Regions from separate parts of the Homo sapiens genome. Here all the other regions are linked to region 2. A link is a contact called in ENCODE Hi-C or POLR2A ChIA-PET data. All regions are on one chromosome and are shown on one strand. Each heading gives the region's core, a stretch centred on a gene start or an enhancer-like site at or near the end of the contact. The rest is flanking DNA. Distances are from core to core; before and after follow the strand shown. Region 1 overlaps SEPTIN9 (septin 9). Region 2 has its middle 91 kb from the start of SNHG20. Region 3 holds the start of MXRA7 (matrix remodeling associated 7).

Region 1 (4,305 bases), core at 1,132-3,631, 330 kb before region 2:
ACAGGGACACCCTGGGCACGGGGAAACCCTGGGCATGGGGATGCCCTGGATACAGGGACACACTAGGCACGGGGACACCCTGGGCATGGGGATGCCCTGGATACAGGGACACACTGGGCACGGGGAAACTCTGAGCATCGGGATGCCCTAGGCACGGGGACGCCTCCTGCCACCTGAAACCCCGCAGCCCCATCACACCCGTCTGTTCCAGCAAATCGGTCCAAAGAGCATTTTCAAGCTTTCATGGCAAAGTTTCAGAGCCAGTGCCTCTTCGCTGATTTCGAGGGTGTGTTGTTTATTCAGTGTTCAAGTCAGAGTTTCCCCATTTAGAAAAAAAAAGAGGAGGGTGGCTCCACGGATGGAGGTATGAGGGCGTCCACAGGCAGAGGGAGTCTCCGGGCTGAGATCTGCGCCACTCTCTGTCCCAATTTCAAGGCGTAGCCTGGAGCCCAAATCAGTCTCCAAACGTGGGCCGCTGGTTAAGAGGAATCTCCCCACCCACGATCCCCTCCCATACCCAGCCCCCACTGCCCAGAGCATGCCAGCCTTGCCTGCCCTGGCCTTCAGGACCCCCTCAGGGACCCTCAGGCTCCAAGTCAGGGTGGGCTTGAACCAAGGCAGCCCCAGAATCTATGCCAATGCCCTTGCCAGTGGGAGACCCTGGGGAGCACCGTGCGGGATGCATGGGGCCAGGCGGGGGCACACAGCGAGCGGCTTCAGAAGCTCTGGCCGTTCGGAGTGGGGGGGTGCCCAGAGCAAGAGACGGGCCAGGAAGCTGGAGTGAGCAAGGAGGCCTCAGCCCCTGGTGGGAGCAGGCCGGGTAAAAATAAACTAACCTGAGGGCAGCAGCCAGCGAGACCACTACAGGAGGGGTGGTGGGGCCGGAGGGGTCCCAGGAGCCCAGGAGAGGGAGGCATTGCCAGAGGTAAGGTCGGCAGATGAGAGCCAGTGCTGGTAGGATTAACTTGCTACAGCAGCTATGGTTTATTCTTTTTTTTTTCTTTTACACATGTTCCTGGGGCTCATGGAATTTACTAGTTTATTATAAAGGATATTACAAAGGATACAGGGGAAGAGATGTGTAGGGCAAGGTATGGGGGAGGGACGCAGAGCTTCCATGTGCTCCCCAGGCGCTCCACCCTCCAGGAGCCTCCACATGCTCATCCATCCAGAAGCTCCCGGAACCCCATCCTTCTGAGTGTTCACGGAGGCCTCATTACGAAGGCATGATTGATTCAATCATTGGCCGCTGATGATCTGCTTAACCTTCAGCCCCTCTCCCCTACCTGGAGGTTGCGGGGTGGTGCTGAACCTTGTGATTCTACCTGGTCTTCCCTGGGAACCATCCTGAAGCTGCCAGCTGGTCTGTCAATCATGAGCATCCAAAAAGACATCACTTTGGAGATTCCAAGGATTTTAGGAGTTGTGTGCCAGGAAATGGAGATGAAAACCAAGTGTATATTTCACAACATGACAGTCAGTCTCTTTCAACCCCAGTCTTACTTCCTGCCGTGCTGCCGGCCTCAGCCCCCCGCGCCCCAGGGCCTTTGAACACATTGCCGGTTGCCTGCAGCGATCGCCTCTGCCTGCTGGGTTTGAGCCTGGTTTACTCCCCTCATCCTTCTGCGCTCAGCCCGAAGGTGTCCCCCCGAGGCAGCCCTCCTGACCTGGTCCTACGAACCGCAGGTTCTGTCCTGCCACTGGTCCCCTTTGTCACACCTGTCACTTCCTGTGTTTCACGTTTACTGATGTGGTCTTGCACTTGTGCAGTCCCATGAGGGCAAGGACTGTGTCTGGCTTTGTCCTCCACGGGACCCCAGCGCCAAGTCCACAGGGAGCACCCAATGCTGAATGAATGAATGAGTGACCGGCAAGGGAGGTTTATTTTGTCATGTTGGGGGTCAAAGGTTGCTGGGCGGACCACATGGGTGAGGTTGGGTGGGGAGGGAAGCAGAGATGACCCCTTGGAAGAAGGGGTAGGAGGCGGGGAGGTGGGTGTGGGGTGCTGTATAAGGATGGCAAGTGCTTCCAGGGGTGACAAGCCAACCTAGAGCACCAGGCAGCAGAAAAAGGCTGACACCCTCACGCCCCACTTCCACTTAGGGAGAGGCCAGGCCTCCGGGAAAGCCAGCTCCCCGTTGCTAGGAGAGCCCCAAGGGAAGCTTCATCAGCTGCTGAGTTGGTCACAGTGGAAACCCATGTGGTGGGTGGGAGGGGTTTGAGGCACAGGGGTTTGGGTGGTGGCTTCAGGATGGAGACTTGTGTCCAGATCATGAGGGGTGGCCCCAGGGATGACCACCTCCAAACAGGAAGCAGACAAAGGCACAGATGGCAGAAGCGGAGGCAGAGAATGGGCTGCAGGGGCTTCCCCAGAGGGAGAGCCGAGCAAGGGGACAGGCTGGAAACACTCAGCCTCCATGGCCTGAAGCACAGACAGCTGGTCTCACACGCAGGCCGGGCAGCCACACCACCTAGAACAAGGGGCATGTCCGCAGGGCAGGCCTCAGGACGCCCCGGGCTGGCCCTGCCATCAGCCTAGAAAGACGGCCCAGGCTTTCCCGGTAGGGAGCACGTCCAGCCAGGTCCTGGGCAGGAGCTGAGACTCCCTGGCTGGCCTGAGAGGGGATGATCGAGTGCAGGCCCAGCCCGGGACTTCCCCACTCCTCCCCGCCACCCAGCGGAACCAGCTGGGCGTGAGAAAAGAAGAGAAGTGAATCAAGAGCCCAGAGCATGAGGCTGGACCAGCCCTTACACCACATGCAAAAATCAACTCAACTTGCATCAAAGACCTAAACTCAAGAGCTAAAACCACAAAACTCTTAGAAGAAAACACAGGGGAAAAGCTTCCTGACGTTGCATTTGGCAATGATTTCTTGGATATGGCGCCAAAAGCACAGGCAACAGAAGAACAAATAGATAAAGTGGAACGTCATAGAAGTTTAAAATATTTGCATATCAGCCTGGGTGCGGTGACTCACGCCTGTAACTCCGGCACTTTGGGAGGCCGAGACGGGTGGATTACTTGAGGTCAGGAGTTCGAGACCAACTTAGTCAACACAGTGAAACCCCGTCTCTACTAAAAATACAAAAATTAGCTGGGTGTGGTGGCGGGTGCCTGTAATCCCAACTACTCAGGAGGCTGAGGCAGGAAAATCGCTGGAACCAGGGAGGCGGAGGTTGCAGTGAGCCAAGATCATGCCACTGCACTCCAGCCTGGGCAACAGAGTCAGACTCCATCTCAAAAAAAAAAAAAAAAATTGCATATCAAAGGGCACTAACAACGTGGGGAGAAGGCAATCCATGGAATGGCAGCAAATCATAGGTCAGATATGGGATTAGTATCTGGATATTAATCTACAGATCTCCTAACACTCAGCAACAACAATCATCCAAATCAAACACAGGTAAAGGACTTGGACAGACATTTCTGCAAGAATATGTGCAAATGAGCAATAAACACGAAAAGATGCTCAACATCACTAACCACTGGGGAATTGCAAATCAAAACCACAAGGAGAGACCCCTCACAACCATGAGCTCTGGGCAGGTAGGAAGACGCCTGGTGGGGAGTTGCCGGCTCCATGCTGTCCCCAGAATTCCTGCAGGGGCTAAGCCCGACCCCGACACCTCACCAGGAGCACAGAAACGAGTGGAAAAGGCCAAAGGCCACCCCAAAGGGCCAGAGGGGTCCAGCAAGGAGTCTGGGACATGGAACCATGCTGTGCATCCAGACACACGGGGACAACAGGGGGATGAAAGGTGGCCCCTAAAATTTACATCCACCCCAGAGCCTATGAACATGGCCTATTTGGAAAAAGGGTCTTTGCAGACGTTATGAAGTTAAGGATCTTGAGATGGGACCATTTTGGGTTACCCAGTGGGCCCTAAATCCGAGAAAGACTGTCCGTATGAGAGACAGACAGGGGGAGATTTAGGGCACAGAAGGAGGCCCCGTGACAACGGAGGCAGAGGTCGAGTGGTGTGGCCACGAGCCAAGGAACGCCAAGGGTTTCGGGAGCCGCCAGAAGCTGCCAGAGGCGAGAAGCAGGCTCCCCCTCGGAGCCTCCGGAAAGAACCAGGCCTGCTGATGCCGTGATTTCGGACTTCTGGCCTCCAGAACGGCGAGAGAAGAAATGTCTGGTGTTTTGAGCCACCCAGTTTGTGGCACTTGGTGATGGCAGCCCCAGGAAACCACTACAGGGACCAGAGTTCCCACGGGGCTGGGCAGGAAGCGGGTGCAGAGCGCGTCAGGCCAGGCCTCTCACCTCGGAGATGGAAAAGCAGAGCTGGAGAGGTTGAGACCGG
Region 2 (4,386 bases), core at 620-3,119:
GCAGATTATATAACAGATTATATAACTGCCTGGCCTTGGGCAGGTCACGAAACCTCAGTGTCCATCTACCTCCCCATCTGTGAAGCAGAGATCATGACAGCATCTGTGGTGAATTCTGGAAACTCTATGGTCAGAGGGTACAGGTTCCACAAGGCAGCCCCCACTTCAGACCCCAGCCACAACAATGAGGGTCCCAGGACCACCCTCACTTTAGACCAGCTTGCTATGAATTTGGGGGCCCGCACAACCACCGTCTCATTTGATAATTTTCTAGAATGACCTACAGAACTCAGGAGAGTGCTATACTTAACAATTATAGTTACCGCAAAAGGTTACAAATTAATGGCCTGGCGCAATAGCTCACACCTGTAATCCCAGCACTTTGGGAGGCTGAGGCAGCCGGATCACAAGGTCAGGAGTTCAAGACCAGTCTGGCCAACATGGTGAAACCCCACCTCTCCTAAAAATACAAAAATTAGCCAGGCACGGTGGCGCACGCCTATAATCCCAGCTATTGAGGAGGCTGAGGCAGGAGAATTGCTTGAACCCAGGAGGTGGAGGTTGCAATGAGCCGAGATCAAACTACTGCACTCCAGCCCAGGTGATAGAGCAAGACTCTGTCTCAGAATATATAAATAAATAAATAAATAAATAAATAAGTTACAAATTAGGACCAGCCATGGGACAAGATGCACAGGCCAAAGTCTGATGGGATCTAAACGCGGAGCCTCTGGCCATCTTCTCCCCAGGGAACCCTGGGCGGTCTTCCCACCTCCTGGCCCTAATGCCTGACAACATTCAAGAGTGCTTCCTGCCAGGGAAGCTCACCTGAGGCTTTGGGGTCCAGAGCTTTTCCTGGGGCTCCATCACACGCTAACCATGTGACTCACCTATCCTCTTCAGTCCCTCTGGAGGTCGGCACTGATACGGGATGTCCTGAGGCCCCCATCATAAACCGCATTGCTGGACCCTCCAGGGGCCAAAGCCCTTGGGCAACAAAGACACTCCTGTCAGGAGGGACATGGTGTGGCCTAGAGATCACCCTCCTCCGCGGTAACCAGGTCAGAGGCCAGGCATTCTTTGGGTCAGTTACCTCTCCTGCACGCAGTGTCTAGCTCCTAGGGCTGTGAGGGTTCTGCGAGCTAATCCCTCAAAGTGTTTGTTGCAGTGAATGCTTGATACATGTGAGTTGCCATCATATCACAGCACTGTATTTAGAAAGGGCACTGTCTCAGGCTGTTAGAGCAGGGCTGAGTTTTGGCTGGAGAGATGATGCTATAGATACCAGGGACCCTGCCCTGTCAGGTGCAGGATTTACAGCAGGATGAAGGAGAACCGCCCCGGTCTCTTGAGCCCCCTCACCCTCTCCCAGAACCCTAGAAGGGAGAGTTTCCAAGAGCACAGCGTTCCCAGCCAGTGGACCCTCAGAAAATAGAAGTTGACCGAGAGTCTAAGATGGGCTTGAGCAAGGCAGTTTATCAGGGCTTTCAGCTGGAGCAGCAAGGGGGACAGTACAGGAAGAGACCTGCAGCTGGCTCCCCAAAGCTGGTCGGACTGTTGATTTATTTTCCTTCCGGCCTCCTCCAGATGACATCATTGCATGTTTAGGGTGGTCTGTCCATCATGACTGCACAGTCTCTGTCACGCTTCTTCACGCGACGCATGTCTCATTAGCATCTCAACTTTCCATCCGGGGTATGATGTTTACCATTAAAATGAAGCAAAGGTACAGTTAGGGCGGGCTAGGACCTTGCTGGGGATGTGCATTTGGGGATTGTGGAGAGTCCCTACTGTTAACAGCCACGACATTTGTGGTTTAAGCACTCTGTGTGTTTTAGATTTACTTGGCCTATTTTTGTGAAAGGAAGCGTTTGTGGTTACAGGGCTGCATGGCTGAGTATGGCTGCAGTCAGCATGGTGTGTAAGGAAAACAGGGACCCTTCCCCCGTCCCTGTTCTGCTTTCCCCAGCTGTCTCAAAAAGGGCACTTACAGCGGGGCGCCAAGCGAGGGGAACAGGCAGCTAAGGCTGAAGACCCAAACTCCCGACGGCTCACAAGCAGGGGTTTTGTTTGTTTGTTTGTTTGTTTTGAGACCGAGTTTTGCTCTTGTCGCCCAGGCTGGAGTGCAGTGGAATGATCTCGGCTCACTGCAACCTCCGCCTCCTGGGTTCGAGCGATTCTCCTGCCTCAGCCTCCCGAGTAGCTGGGGTTACAGGCACCTGCCACCACGCCTGGCTAATTTTGTATTTTTTAGTAGAGACGGGGTTTCACCATGTTGGCCAGGTGGGTCTTGAACCCCTGACCTCAAGTGATCTGCCCACCTTAGCCTCCCAAAGTGCCAGGATTACAGGCGTGAGCACAGGCAAGGGTTTTTAAAGGCAGGGATGCATTTCAGGAAAGCGAGGGGTGCATTGCAGGTAAAGTTGTAAACCCATACATGGAGGCTGTACCTCAGTGTGGCCATGGGCATGATTCTCCAGGCCTCTCAGGATGAAATTCTGAACAAAGAACGGCAGTCAGAGTGCCGCCCTCGGTTCCCCACATCTGAGGTCTATAGGATAGAGGCTGGCAGTGGGGGTTTCTGAAAAACAACTCGAGAACATATGTGAAGATGTTATCTTTAGTTTCTGTAGGAACCAAAACACCTTGTTCCTCTGGCTTGCTTGGGAGGCTCCTGTTGCTCTCATCTTGTTTGTTGCTATCTTCCTGCTTATCCGGCTGCTCATTTATTCTCCAAGGCTAGCTAGTGCCTGGAATTTCTCCTGAAGGAACTCAAGACTTTTCCTTTATTTCCATGCTGTGGTTGGGGGGTGGGTGCGGGCAGGCCCCTAGGCGGGTCCCCGCTCTGTCTCTGCATCAGGAGAACTCATGGGACCCCCTGCAGAGAGCCTTGAAATGTGTCTCCTGCAGCAGAGAAATGCAAAGCATGGACACCTGGCCCAGCCTGGAAATGCGTGAGTGAGGGGGCCAGGGGTCTGCCTCCCCCAGAAACATCTCCATGGTGAGGAAATGGCTGTGGCCATTCGGGTGGTGGAGCGGGAGCCCTACAGGCCCAGGTTTGTGTGTCAGGGCAAGGAGATGGGAGTGTTCCTTGCAGACCAGAGAGAGAATCACAAGGGGCTACCCAAGGACCCTACCAGTGGGGCCGTCTGGAAGGGGATGGGGCAGTGCCCAGAAGGATGCTCGGGGGGGCTTCTGCTGGACGTCACATGGGACTACTCAGGATTTGAGGAGCATCCCCCAGGGTCACAGGGACCCAGAGCCCAGCAGGGAACCTTCCAGGAGCCCTTGGAAGCCAAGAGGGGAAGCTGTCCAGGCGAGTGAGGACCACCCTAGCAGGTTCCCACCTCCTTCCCCCCAACCCCCTCTCTCTGCCAGGGCTGGGGCAGATCATCCGCCCCATCCCCTTCCCATTGCAGCCTCTGGACTGGAGCAGGCTGAGCTGGGGAAGGGAGAAGATTCAACCCCTAGTTCCCTTGAGAGATATGATTAAATATCATGGGCTTGTAGGGGTGGAAAACTCATTTGTTCCTACAATACTCATAAGTTCTCAGCTGGAACAGCCTCCTGGAACAAAAAGACAGATTAACAAGAGAAAGGCAGACGTGCATCAGCATGCATGCTGCCTTTTTCTTTTCTTTCTTTCTTTCTTTTTCTTTCTTTTTTTTTTTTTTTTGATATGGAGTCTCGCTCTGTTGCCCAGGCTGGAGTGCAGTGGCAGGATCTCAGCTCACTGCAACCTCTGCCTCCCAGGTTCAAGCAATTCTCCTACCTCAGCCTCCTGAGTAGCTGGGATTACAGGCGTGCGCCACCACACCCAGCTAATTTTTGTATTTTTAGTAGGGACGGGGTTTTGCCATGTTGGCCAGGCTGGTCTCGAACTCCTGACCTCAAGTGATCCGCCCACCTCGGCCTCCCAAAGTGCTGGGATTAGGCCCAGCCAGCATACACGTTGCCTATGTGCACAGGAAGCACCCAGGGAATGCCTGGTTCTCAAAGAGATGGCTTTGAATCCCAGATCATGTTGCATCTTCCACAGAGAACAGTACATCTTTGGAGAAGTCACAAGACAAAGGGAAAGGACTTTGGGTGCAGCCCCCTGGAGAGGCACAGAGCTGGCGGGTGCAGGCTGGCTGGGGAAACCTGTTCTTGTGGATGCCTCTGGAGCTGGCCTCAGGCCCACAAGGGTGCAAAGGTGTCTTCAGTGGCTCAGCTTTGCTCCGTGGTAGAAAGGGGAGTGGGACAGCTTCTGTCTCTACAAATCTATGTCCTGCTTTTAGGCAAACAGAGGGAGTGCAGAGCTTCCTGCACCTGCTTCTTCTTAACTGCCCGCAGCTCAACAGCCTGATGCCAAAAGGTGCACATTTTGGGGCGGCACATTTCTGA
Region 3 (3,993 bases), core at 178-2,677, 290 kb after region 2:
CAGTCTGGCCAACACGGTGAAACCCTGTCTACTAAAAACAGAAAAAAATTAGCCGGGCATGGTGGTGGGCGCCTGTAATCCCAGCTACTCAGGAGGCTGAGGTGGGAGTTTCGCTTGAACCCGGGAGGTGGAGGTTGCAGTGAGCCGCGATTGCGCCACTGCACTCCAGCCTGGGCAACAGAATAAGACTCCATCTCAAAAGAAAAAAAATAGGCCCATACACTGGCTGAAACTTCCACAGTGGTTAAAAGCTAGTCGCCCGTAGATAAAGCCTATTTCACATTTTATAGTTTATAGGCTCTTTTCATCAACCACCACTAAAAGGAAGTGCATGGCCCGCTTAATATCGTGCAGTGCAGCAGAATTCAGCTCTCCCTGTTGCTGAGGGGTCTCGTTTGTGTATCTTCATTTAAAAAGAAGCACTCCATCTAATATCTGGTTTATATCACAGATCAGCTCAGGCACTGTAATATTCCCAAAAAAGTATTAAAGGCATCCTCAGCAAAAACTGGAACCGTGTTTTTTTTAACATTAGGCCTTATGTTTGGCGTGATACCTGACATGCCCGTCCTGTGTTTATTTAAAATAACTAAAGAGTGGGTGGGGAGTGGTAGGAAAGTATGTTTTTGGTTACAACGTGTTTATCTCAAAATCCACTGTTCAGCAACAGAGGCCTGGGAGGATCTGGAGAAACAAAAACAATAGCCTTCATTTCCTTCATTGTACCCTCCCACCCTGCATGCATTCTGGAATTGTGCAAAGAAGAAAGTCTGGTAAGAGGAATAGCGTTGACCAAGGACCTGCAGCTGAATTTCAGGTCTAGGGGCGGGGGAGCCATGTTACTGTTAACAGGGAGGCCTGTGTTGAAGGCTGCTGGCCTCAGCTCCGAAGGGAGCATTCACTGGCCGGGATCTGGAGATGTCCTCTGTGAAAGTGCATTAAGGCAACCCTGAGGATTAAAAGCAACTCCTGACATGCCTATAAAAACGGCAGTGGCTGAACGTAATCCGGCATTATGATTGCTTTACAAGCCAATCCAGGCTGCCGTTTCCATGAAGCTTCCCGGGTTTGCTTGTCTCTCTGCATTCCCACATTTCCAAAATGCTCTAAGACGAACCGCCGTACTAAGGCCAAAGATGACAACCTAAGGGCACCTCATACAGTATTTCAAATTGAACCTGAGCTAAATTGTGCCCCAAAGCGTCAAGGCTGCCCAGGCCGGGCAGGGGTTGGCCCTCCTGTGCCTCCCAGGTGGTCAGGGCTCTGCCCCCTCAACACCCCCGCCCGCAGCCTGTGCGTCACCCTCCCGGGGCCGGAGGGGGCGGGGGCGGGGCGCGGCGATGGGGGCTCCGCCCCGAGGCGGGGCGCGGCGACCGGGCGCGGCGACGGGGCGCGGCGGGCTCCCTCGGGGTCCCAGCTGGCCCGCACTCGGCGGCCGCGGCGCGATGGAGGCGCCGGCCGAGCTACTGGCCGCGCTGCCTGCGCTGGCCACCGCGCTGGCCCTTCTGCTCGCCTGGCTACTGGTGCGGCGTGGGGCGGCCGCGAGCCCGGAGCCTGCCCGCGCGCCCCCGGAACCCGCGCCCCCGGCCGAGGCCACCGGGGCCCCGGCGCCGTCCCGCCCCTGCGCCCCCGAGCCGGCGGCCTCGCCCGCGGGGCCGGAGGAGCCTGGAGAGCCCGCGGGGCTGGGGGAGCTCGGGGAGCCTGCGGGACCGGGGGAGCCCGAAGGGCCAGGGGATCCCGCGGCGGCGCCAGCGGAGGCGGAGGAGCAGGCGGTGGAGGCGAGGCAGGTACGCACCGGGGCCCTCGCGGCCCCCTCCCCACCCCCGGGGCTCCGGCTGCCGCTGCCGTTCCCCGCCGAGCCAGGGAGCGGGGCCGCGGCCTCCAGCCCAGGCTGCCCCCAGGAAGCGCAGAACCCGCGGCCCGCAGGAAATGCAGGTCCCGCCATGCTAAGCCGCAGCCCCGCAAACTCGCCGCCCTCCCCCAGAAAGTGTGGCGAGGGGCGAGCCCGAAGGAGTTTGTTTGGAGGTGTTTTGCTCTCCCCTCCCCTCGGCCTCTCCCAGCCCAGGGCGTGCTCCGCAGCTGCTGGCTCCCAGGCCTCGGGACCAGGGCTTGGAATTTTGCTCCTCACCCACTTCTGACCCCTCCCGCCCACCGGTTCCCAAATCCACGTGCCTGTGGCTTATTTCCAGGCCTGCCATGAGAGTTATCTTGATGTTTAAAAAGTAGGACTTTCGGGGGGCGAGGGAGGAAAGCTGGCTTTTCTTTTTCAGCCAATTTGAAGTCCAGATTTCAGAGTCAGTGCTGTGGCGTTTTGTGAAGCCCGTGGGCTGGGACTGAAAGAAAAGGCACCCGATCCCAGCAGTCCTTTTTATTGTCGTTTTCAAGCTACACATCTAACACCCTCCTACCCCCACTCCCCCGGGTTGTAGGTAAGCTGGGCCTGGATGGAGTGAAGATGCAGGATAAAGCCCTCCTGGAGCACCAGTGAGCACCCCAAAGCGGCCCTCCCTGCCTCTGCCCCAGGCCTCCCGCCATGCTGTCCATCAGCTCGGCCTTGGCCACCTTGTCCTGCCTGTGGATATCTGAGAGGAGTCGGATTTCCCTCATCCACTCATCCCAGCCCCTACACTGTGTGCCCATGTTCCCTGGAGTTCACCACGCTTGGCCGGTCCAGGCCACCGCCAGGGTCTCCGAGTCGGATTGTAATCCCTTGTTCTTACCCCTGAGCTCCTTTTCTTGGAAGGGAGGAGAGCCGGGATGCGCATTGTCAGCGTGCCTGCGTGTCTGCGTGCCCACTCTGTCCTGTGCTGGACACAATGGTTTACCCTGGAGAGAAGCCCTTCGGGGGAGGAGGAGGCAGCCAGGCTGTGCTCAGAGGCATTTCTCTTTGCTGAGTAAGTGCGCCAGACCCCCTCTGAGCAGGCGCTTTGCTTGACAAGTGGGTGACTAATTGTGTCATTAGAGAGGATTCTAACCAGCCACATTTAATGGGGTGGAGCAGGGGCAGGCCCTGCCGTTCTTGCTTGGGGTGGGCTTCCAGACCTCACGCGGTGATGGTGGAGGGGGCGCGGTTTGGACATGTGCTGATCTGTTGTGTTTGCTCCCATATTTGGGATTCCTGCCTCCATCGAGGTCTCGCGGGAGCAGGAGAGGCCTTTAGACAGTTCTGGAGCCGTCATGCACACTCAGTCAGTCCTGGCCTTACAGGGCTGGCCCTTTATCACCCACACCAGGCTCTGGACTGAAGTGCAAAATGTCCTTTAGCGGCGCCCTGTCTTAGCTCAATCCTGTGGGGCACAGCGCTTAAAGAACTTTCTACAAGGCTTTCGGCTCTCAGCACATGGTACCTACAGGAATAGGTTCAGTGGTGTTTAAATAGGGCCACTCGCATAATTTGCCACTGTCTGGGTGAATGCACGTCCTCTGAAGCTGAATGGGTGCTCTGAAGGACAAGGCAGTATGGGGGTTCGCGTGCCAGGCAGCCCCCATGACATAGGTGCCAGTGAGGATGACTTGAGGCTTGTGTCTGTCCTCCCGCTAAGGCACCCTCCAGAGAGAACCCACCCCACAGGAGAATTCAATTGAAGTCAGTGCCCTTCCCCTTTGGGTTCAAGTCCCCAGGCCTTCCTGAGCTGGCCAAAGCTCCCCCAAAACTCCTGCCTGCAAACATTAAGCCAGGTGCTGTGGGGACACAGATATTGTGTCATCCCACCCACTCCCAGTGGTGGCATTAACCTAAGAAGCTGCTTAGAAATTGTCTTGATGAGCTTCGAGTCAGTGACAAGAAAAAAAAGAAAGGAAAACAAATTGTCCTGAAGTGGACTCCAGCGTTTCCAAGAGCTTCCAGTGCTTTCTTCTGATGATCACACTGCTGGGGCTTGGAGGACAGATAGGGAGAAAGGCCCCCTGGGGAAGATAACTCAAATCAGGGTTGGGAAGTGGGGCTATGCCCTCTGCCAGCCTCCTTCTCCCTCCGTCCCTAAGCGAACCCCA

Evidence for each region. Hi-C counts contacts between places; a loop is a spot of excess contacts on that map. ChIA-PET counts read pairs that join two places held with the same protein, here RNA polymerase II (POLR2A). Pooled maps may share reads with other maps.
Region 1: a pooled map shows a loop between it and region 2 (4-fold over the local background). The contact joins two enhancer-like sites. A Hi-C loop is called at or near these places in 2 of 50 pooled maps. POLR2A ChIA-PET finds 5 or more read pairs at or near these places in 2 of 52 experiments (GM12878 and HEK293T).
Region 3: a pooled map shows a loop between it and region 2 (3-fold over the local background). The contact joins the promoter of MXRA7 here to the enhancer-like site in region 2. A Hi-C loop is called at or near these places in 1 of 168 maps with a recorded cell type or tissue (naive thymus-derived CD4-positive, alpha-beta T cell) and 8 of 50 pooled maps. POLR2A ChIA-PET finds 5 or more read pairs at or near these places in 7 of 52 experiments (CD4-positive, alpha-beta T cell, Caco-2, H1 and 4 more).

What each region holds. Positions count from the first base shown.
Region 1 is chr17:77,323,772-77,328,076 of GRCh38, reverse strand. All of the region lies in intron 2 of SEPTIN9 (septin 9), which reads right to left. Among named protein-coding and RNA genes, the nearest start is that of SEPTIN9-DT, 44 kb to the right of the region's middle. RefSeq lists enhancers at 1,234-2,152, 2,344-2,653, 2,764-3,033. Within about 2 kb of position 2,381, at least 34 of the 41 ENCODE cell types and tissues checked have a DNase peak (open chromatin) inside an H3K27ac peak, as active enhancers do; they include GM12878, where a contact is called at or near this core.
Region 2 is chr17:76,995,679-77,000,064 of GRCh38, reverse strand. No RefSeq gene overlaps it. Among named protein-coding and RNA genes, the nearest start is that of SNHG20, 91 kb to the left of the region's middle. RefSeq lists enhancers at 1,579-1,658, 1,614-2,154, 4,325-4,386. Within about 2 kb of position 1,869, at least 5 of the 41 ENCODE cell types and tissues checked have a DNase peak (open chromatin) inside an H3K27ac peak, as active enhancers do; they include CD4-positive, alpha-beta T cell and GM12878, where a contact is called at or near this core.
Region 3 is chr17:76,708,399-76,712,391 of GRCh38, reverse strand. It overlaps MXRA7 (matrix remodeling associated 7), which reads left to right and starts at 1,427. Exons shown (of 4, transcript NM_198530.4): 1 at 1,427-1,787. The coding sequence starts at 1,446. RefSeq lists a silencer at 1,196-1,405.